2 separate regions of the Homo sapiens genome follow, and region 1 is linked to region 2. The links are chromatin contacts, found by Hi-C or POLR2A ChIA-PET in ENCODE. All regions are on one chromosome and are shown on one strand. The core of a region is the stretch at or near the end of the contact, and the rest is flanking DNA. Distances in the headings are between cores, read along the strand shown. Region 1 overlaps ATG13 (autophagy related 13). Region 2 holds the start of DDB2 (damage specific DNA binding protein 2).

Evidence for each region. Hi-C counts contacts between places; a loop is a spot of excess contacts on that map. ChIA-PET counts read pairs that join two places held with the same protein, here RNA polymerase II (POLR2A). Pooled maps may share reads with other maps.
Region 1: a loop to region 2 is called in a pooled map, with 6 times the contacts of the local background. The contact joins the enhancer-like site here to the promoter of DDB2 in region 2. A Hi-C loop is called at or near these places in 3 of 50 pooled maps. POLR2A ChIA-PET finds 5 or more read pairs at or near these places in 5 of 52 experiments (B cell, Panc1, activated CD4-positive, alpha-beta memory T cell and 2 more).

What each region holds. Positions count from the first base shown.
Region 1 is chr11:46,669,104-46,673,104 of GRCh38, forward strand. It overlaps ATG13 (autophagy related 13), which reads left to right. Exons shown (of 19, transcript NM_001346311.2): 18 at 301-429; 19 at 3,152-4,001. The coding sequence ends at 3,229. Among named protein-coding and RNA genes, the nearest start is that of ARHGAP1, 30 kb to the right of the region's middle. Within about 2 kb of position 2,073, at least 9 of the 41 ENCODE cell types and tissues checked have a DNase peak (open chromatin) inside an H3K27ac peak, as active enhancers do.
Region 2 is chr11:47,213,245-47,217,287 of GRCh38, forward strand. It overlaps DDB2 (damage specific DNA binding protein 2), which reads left to right and starts at 1,730. Exons shown (of 10, transcript NM_000107.3): 1 at 1,730-2,019; 2 at 3,092-3,228; 3 at 3,614-3,805. The coding sequence starts at 1,893. RefSeq lists enhancers at 334-1,170, 1,171-2,006, 1,213-1,452, 1,294-2,493, 1,783-2,062 and a silencer at 1,523-1,732.

The DNA of each region.
Region 1 (4,001 bases), core at 823-3,322, 540 kb before region 2:
TTGGTTAAAATTCATAATGAAATTCAACTCTAAATGGAGATTTTCCACTGATACCCACTTAGGTCCTATTCGTGGCTAGGCAAGGAGTTTGAAGGAGTGGGACATAAACTTAACTAGTGGAGAGGAATATTATCACCAGCATTAGAAGTGAACAGTCTGGGAGAGAAAAGTGTAAAGATTTCTCTCCCTAAGATAAGCCTGAAAGAACCTTTTGATAATTGCTAGAAGGAAAGACTTGTTCATAGCTTATCTCCTCTGTGGTTCAAGGCAAGCTAAACTGACTCTGTCTTGTTTTTGAAGAAACCAGCTTTTTCTAAAGATGACATTCTTCCGATGGACCTGGGGACCTTCTATCGGGAGTTTCAGAACCCACCTCAGCTGAGCAGCCTCTCCATAGATATTGGAGCACAGTCCATGGCTGAAGACTTGGTATGGAAACGTCTTCCTCTACCACAGTGCATCCTTATTTGATGGTCATTCCTTTGCCAAAGGCCTAGGAGGCCTACCACCTTCTATCTTCCCTGTAATAGGAAAGAGACATAATTAGAAAATTATCTTTTGATCACTCTTGAGATTGGCATTGTGCCCAGCAGTCATTATCTGGAATTTGCTTGAGCTTGGTTCCTTCTTTCTCTGCACATTCTCAGCATTACTTACATGCTCCTGTTGTTCTGTGCCTGACGTCTTCTCCTTGCAGATGCCACTAGGCCAAGTTGCTCTAACAGCCATTGCATTAGCTATTTAGCTTTCCAGGCAGATGCCAGTGGTACTGGGCAGAGGAGATTGTGAGGTCCTGAGTATCTGTGTTCTTGCTCTTTCCTCAGAGAGCTCACTCCGTCATCTAGCAGTTCTCACACTTGACCAGATGTCCTGATACTGATTATAATGACCCCATCTCTGCTTAGGGCATTTCCTCTTCCTGCCTCTGAGGGGCAGAAGAGTGCCCCGCACAAGCCACAAACTGGGTGCCCCATGCCAGGAGATGTCCCTCTTTGAGGTGGAATGATCACCTCCTAAATAGATATTAAGATCCTATGGTAGCTGCCCTGGATTTGCTTTAAGGAGAAAAGCATGCCCAGTAATAACAATACAGTAATAGCCAGGTGCAGTGGCTCACGCCTGTAATCCCAGCACTTTGGGAGGCCAAGGCAGGCAGATCACAAGGTCAGGAGTTCGAGACCAGCCTGGCCAACATGGTGAAACCCCGTCTCTACTAAAAATACAAAAATTAGCCAGGCATGGTGGCGGGCACCTGTAATCCCAGCCACTCGGGAGGCAGAGGCAGGAGAATCACTTGAACTTGGGAGGTGGGGGTTGCAGTGAGCCAAGATTGGATCACTGCACTCCAACCCGGGTGACAGAGTGAGACTCCATCTCAAAAAAAAAAAAAAAAAGTAATAATTACTACTACCAAGACCTTTTGGGCCAGGCACAGTGGCTCACACCTGTAATCTCAGCACTTTGGGAGGCTGAGGAGGCCTTCACTTGAACTCAGGAGTTTAAGACCAGCCTGAGCAACATGGTGAAACCCTGTCTCTACAAAAAGTACAAAAAATTAGCTGGGCGTGGTGGCATCCGTCTGTAGTTCCAGCTGCCTTGGGAGGTGGAGGCAGGAGGATTGCTTGCTTGAGCTGGGGAAGTCAATGCTGGAGTGAGCCATGTTTGCGCCACTGCCTCTAGCCTAGGTGACAGAGTGAGACCCTGTCTCAAAAACAAATAAATAAATAAATAAAAATCAAGGCTTTTTGAGTGCCAGGCATTTTTCTAAGTGTTTTACATGAATCTTCAACAGCCCTAAGAGGTAAGTTTTCTCATCCCAGTTTACAGATGAGAAAACCAACAATGATTAGCTTGCTCATAGTCACACAGACCCAGGCAAAACAAAGCTTTGCTTGATCTTAGAGGATCTGGTTCCTCAATTTAGCCTTTTAACCACTAAACTCCCTTGCCTATCATGACATGCACTTGGAAGAAAGTGTGGCTCCAATTCTCTCAACTGATGCCACAGCCGTAGCCAGTTCTGAGGCCTCCCTCTCCTTTCAGGAAGCTGCACCCAAACCACCCTCAGCTGTTGGTGTCTCCAGGCCACATTAAAAACTCTGAGGCAAGAGACTCTCCACGCTCCCTTGTGGTCGTGTTTAAACCCCTACTGGCAGGAAATTGTGATGGTGAAACTCTGCAGATGCAGCTTCTGTTCATTTAGTCATCAGTAGAGACGCATTTTTATTAATAGTTGATACTCTAGGACAGTTAAACTTCTCACAGTTCTGTTTTCCTCTGCTTCTGTCTTTACCATTCTCTCTCAATCTCTAACTCACCCCTTCCTCAGCTGGTATAAAGATAACAGATTCTGGCCGGGTGCAGTGGCTCATGCCTGTAATCCCAGCACTTTGGGAGGCCGAGGCGGGTGGATCACAACATCAGGAGTTCAAGACCAGCCTGGGCAACATGGTGAAACCCTGTCTCTACTAAAAATACAAAAAATTAGCTGGGCTTGGTGACGGGCGCCTCAGGAGGCTACTCAAGCTACTCAGGAGGCTGAGGCAGAGAATTGCTTGAACTCGGGAGGCGGAGGTTGCAGTGAGCTGAGATCACACCACAGCACTCCAGCCTGGGTGACAGAGCGAGACTCTGTCTCAAGAAAAAAATTTAAAAATACAGATTCCTAGGCCTTACCACAGACCTGCTACTGTGTCAGAATGTCAGTAGTATAGTGGGGCCACCTGGTTCACATTCCCCCCAGGGGGTCCCGATGCCCAGCAAAGGGTGTGAAGAAATCTTTTGTAAACTGTTTAATTTGTAGAGCTGTACACTTGGTATTTTATTCTAGTGTCAGTCAGATCTGTGCCAGGGATATTTCATGTTTAATTTCTGAATCATCTTGCTCTTGTGGTCCTTTTCTCTTTTGTTAAGTGTGTGGCCCACTTGGACTCCCAAGGCCGTTCCATTAATCCTCCAGCCCCTGCAAAGCCCTGATGCATATACCCCTCCCTACCCTGTGCCTACGCAGCTGCCCTGCGTTCTCCCACTTGCTCGGCCCAGCTAGGGCTGAGCTTCGTCTTGCTTGCTGCCTCCCCTCTTCGGGACTGGGCTGGCTGCCTCCTCAAGGCCCTGCCTGAATAAACGGCTCTTCCCTCTCTTTCCGGTACAGGACTCATTACCAGAGAAGCTGGCTGTGCATGAGAAGAATGTCCGCGAGTTTGATGCCTTTGTGGAAACCCTGCAGTAAAAGTATCCTTGAGTCCCAGCAGCACCCCCTTTTTGTGGCCCCAGGGCATAAGCAGCCTCCCATGCATCAGCTGCTCCCACCCCTCATCCTGCTCTGAGCCAGGTGGAAGGGAGGCTGGCTTCTCCCATGGGGACCCAGAAGTCCCTACTCTTGGACCTCCTGGAGACTCCGTGGCGGCAGTCAAGCCCAGTGCCCAGTTGGAGAAGACTCACGTGCTGGCCTTGGAGATGGGAAGAACCTTCGTACGAAAAAGCCCTCAGCAGGGCCATCTGTGTGCCCTGCCCATCACCAACTGCTTCCCAAGGGTGTCATCCTGTTCCTCCTGCTGCCGGCCTCCTGCCTGGGCCTGCCTTGCAGCTGGCCCCTTCCCTGCCTGCTGTCACCATCCACTGTTTGACATTCCAGCTGGTGGCCAAGAGATTGGTGTGGAGTCGCAGAAAGAGGAAGGAGACAGTGCCAGGAGGAAGAAGGAAGGAGTCCCTTAGCTCTCTTCATTGTCCCCTTTACTTCCTGCTATCTTCTTCTCCTCTTCTTCTCTCTCTTGCCTCTATGCCTGTATTTCTGGCAATATGACAGGCCTGCCTACCCAAGATCAGAACTCCAAAACCACTCCCACCCCTGAAGGTCGGGAGGGTCTGAGCAGCCCTGGTGGCTGCCTGTGCTCAGGTCCTCAGCTCCATGGGAAATAAAAATGGCACCCTGAATCTCTAGGATTTTGTCACTTGGAGTCACAGCAAAGTTCTCTTCCTCTTGTCCCCCCGTTGCTGCTCCT
Region 2 (4,043 bases), core at 480-2,979:
GCTCACGCCTATAATCCCAGCATTTTGGGAGGCCGAGGCAGGCAGATCACAAGGTCAGAAGATCGAGACCATCCTGGCCAACATGGTGAAACCCTGTCTCTACTAAAATACAAAAAATTAGTCAGGCGTGGTGGTGTGTGCCTCTAGTCCCAGCTGCTCCGGAGACTGAGGCAGGGGAATCGCTTGAACCCGGGAGGCGGAGATTGCAGTGAGCCGAGATTGTGCCACTGCACTCCGGCCTGGGCAACAGAGTGAGACTCCGTCTCAAAAAAAAAAAAAAAAAAAAAGCAGTGAGGAGGCTGGGCACAGTGGCTCACACCTGTAATCTCAGCACTTTGGCAGACCGAGGTGGATGGATGCCAGGAGTTCTAGACCAGCCTAGGCAACTTAGGGAGACTCTGTCTCTACAAAAAATGCAAAAATTAGCTGAGTGTTGCGGCGCGCACCTGTAGTCCCAGCTACTCGGGAGGCTGAGGTGGGAGGATCGATGTCCAGGAAGTCCAGCCTGCATTGAGCCCACATCCTGCCACTGCACTCCAGCCTGGGTGACAGAGAGAGGCCCTGTCTCAAAAAAAAAAAAAAAAAAAAGAAAGAGAGAAAGAAAGAAAGAAAAAATAAAAACAGCCAACGACCAAACAAATAAAAGAGCAGTGAGAACCAGACACGGTGGCTCATGCCTGTAATCCCAGCACTTTGGGAGGCAGAGGCAGGAGGATCACTTGAGCCCAGGAGGTCCAGACCAACGTGGGAAACATAGCAAGACCTTGTCTCTACAAAAATAAAAATAAAAAAATTAGGCTTGGGGATACAGGTCTGCAAGCCTACTTGGGAGGCTGAGGTGGGAGGATCAGTGAAACTTGAGGTCAAGGCTGCAGTGAGCTGTGATTACATCACTGCACTCCAGCCTGGGTAACGGAAGAGAGACACTGCCTCTAGGAAAAAAAAAAAAAAAAAAAAAAAAAGGCAAGGAGTTCCAATCATTCTCCCTTCACAGAGAAGCAGCTTGGATTCGATGGGACTGTAGTTTCTGGAATCCGACTGCAAAGCTGACCGCTGGTAGAGCCCAGCTTCTAACTTAGGAAAGGCACTAGCTCTCTACAAAGCCGCCACTCCCCAACTACACCCTGTAGGGACCAGCCAATCCCAAAGCCCGAGCGGGCGTCATCACCAATTGCAAGGCGGGAGACAGAGCCTTGGCTGGCACCGGGCCTCCTCCCCGGACCCGCAGAGGCCTGGCAGCGCCGCGTTTGAGGAGGGTTCGTGTCAGGAAGTCAAGGCTGGATGATCGCTTAAGCCCAGGAGTTAAAGACCGGCCCGGACAACAAAGCGAGACCCCGTCTCTCCAGAAAAAGAAAAAAAGAGAGAGAGAGAGAGAAATTAGCCGGGCGTGGTGGCGTACGCTTGTAGTCCCATCTACTTAGGAGGCTGAGGTGGGAGGATCGCTTGAGCCCAGGAGGTGGAGGCTGCACTGAGCTATGATCGCCCCACTGCCCTCCAGAGTGAGCGACAGAGCCAGACCCTGTTGCTAAAAAAAAAAAAAAAATCCATAAAGCCGGGGACCATCTTTGCTCCAGGGAGGTCAGCTGACCCGGGCTGGCACTGGCCCTGGCGCAGTTCCCGCCCCTCCCGGGAGCGCTGGCACCGCCCCTTGGCACCACCCCCTCCCCGCGCCCCCGCCTTCCAGGAAGGGGCGGGGTCTCCGAGACGGGTGGGGCCGGAGCTCCAAGCTGGTTTGAACAAGCCCTGGGCATGTTTGGCGGGAAGTTGGCTTAGCTCGGCTACCTGTGGCCCCGCAGTTTTGTAGTCCCCGCCTTGTTTCTCCCCAGAGGCCTCTCAATCCTCCCTCCATGATCTTCGCATAGAGCACAGTACCCCTTCACACGGAGGACGCGATGGCTCCCAAGAAACGCCCAGAAACCCAGAAGACCTCCGAGATTGTATTACGCCCCAGGAACAAGAGGAGCAGGAGTCCCCTGGAGCTGGAGCCCGAGGCCAAGAAGCTCTGTGCGAAGGGCTCCGGTACTGCCTGTGCCTGCTGCTTGAATATTTCCGCCTTTTAGGGTGCTCGCGCAGGAGGCTGCAGCGGGGGATGGGTGCTCCGAGGCTCCCGAGGCCCGCGCAGGTCACGGGTGCCTCCGGCTGTGCATTCTACCTGCAGGTCCTTTGACACCAGAGTGTTTAGGTTTCAACACCTCTCCCGCTAGGTAACAGGAAGCAGATGAGCTCCGTAACAACAGACACACGGACTTGTCAGATTCCTTGTTCGTATCAGGGTTCTTGCACAGTTAGGACGGCTTCAGAGAATCCTACCTTTCCTGGCGCTGTGTGTGCTGGATTTCATAGTCACGCTTGTTAGCTGCACGTCCTCGGTGGTCAGTTGTGAGAGCCCCCAATTCCTTCCTCCTTAGAAAGCTCATTCTCTGAGGTTTACTGGGGCTTGAACCTGGGGCTATAAGGAGTTTCGAGACACTCAAAAACGAGCTGGGGCTTGTTAATCAAGTGGTTTTTGTCCATGAGAAGAAAGAATTGGTTGTCAAGACGTCGGACCTATAGTGATTGGGTCCTCAAATACAGTTTGGTGATCAGGAGTTGTTGCTTTATTGCTATTCTAATTTCACTTACCTCCCCAGAAGTAACCTAGTTAAGAGCATTTCCAGGCCTTCCTATTCCTTCTTTTCCTAAACGGTGACTTCTGCCATGCTGCCCTAAAATCTTTTTATTGTGCATTATATGTGATTTATAAAATTGTGACCCAGTCCCATCTCGAGTTTTGCAGCCCAAACTGGGAAGAGTTCTGCATTGTACTTTATCCTTGTGTGTTTCTTTGGCTGGGGTCTCAGGAACCCTGCACGACTGTATTTACTTTCACTTCAGACTTACTGTTTGTGGGAGTGTTTTGGGGAAGGGGCCAAATCCTCACTCATTTTTTTATTTCTGGTGCTCGTTGAGACCACACAGACATGGAAAGGCCGCAGGAGGTGATGAGACAGAGATTAACCGTGCCGAATGAAACAAGGCTTCCTTTCGGGGAATTCAGCAGAAAAACCTTTCGTGAGATTGGAGAGGAAAATATGTCTGTTCTGCTTGGCAGGTCCTAGCAGAAGATGTGACTCAGACTGCCTCTGGGTGGGGCTGGCTGGCCCACAGATCCTGCCACCATGCCGCAGCATCGTCAGGACCCTCCACCAGCATAAGCTGGGCAGAGCTTCCTGGCCATCTGTCCAGCAGGTAAGGCATTTTTTGCCTCAAGTCCTCAAGGGTTTACACGTGCATTTTTACTATTGCATGCTCCCAAATTAGATGATGGCTTGGTTCACCAGCTTGTCAGAGTGGTCCGATCACCCAGACTGTGGTGACTGGCCTACTGGGCACTCAGCCAGGTAAAAAATGTCTTATGTTGTAAAGGTCCCAGCTGGAATGCACTCTGCCCCTTTTGCTTTCCAAGATTATTCGTTCGTGTACATTGCAAATATTTTCATGCACAGGGCAGGCAGTTAGCTTTCCTTTGGTGGGAGGACTTGGATCTAGGGCTCATCCATGAAGGAGGCAGAGATTGGCAGTTTACCCAGAACTTGGGTTTTAATTCAACCTAATTCATTTCTCTCTGTGGCAGGGGCTCCAGCAGTCCTTTTTGCACACTCTGGATTCTTACCGGATATTACAAAAGGCTGCCCCCTTTGACAGGAGGGCTACATCCTTGGCGTGGCACCCAACTCACCCCAGCACCGTGGCTGTGGGTTCCAAAGGGGGAGATATCATGCTCTGGAATTTTGGCATCAAGGACAAACCCACCTTCATCAAAGGGGTGAGCAGTTCCCCATGCCAGGTCGTGCTAAAGAAGTGTTTGTTGGCTGGGTGCAGTGGTTCGCACCTGTAATCCCAGCACTTTGGGAGGCCAAGGTGGGTGGATCACCTGAGGTATGGAGTTTGAGACCAGCCTGGCCAACATGGTGAAACCCCGTCTCTACTAAAAATACAAAAATTAGCTGGGTGTGGTGGCAGGCGCCTATAATCCCAGCTACTCAGGAGGCTGAGGCAGGAGA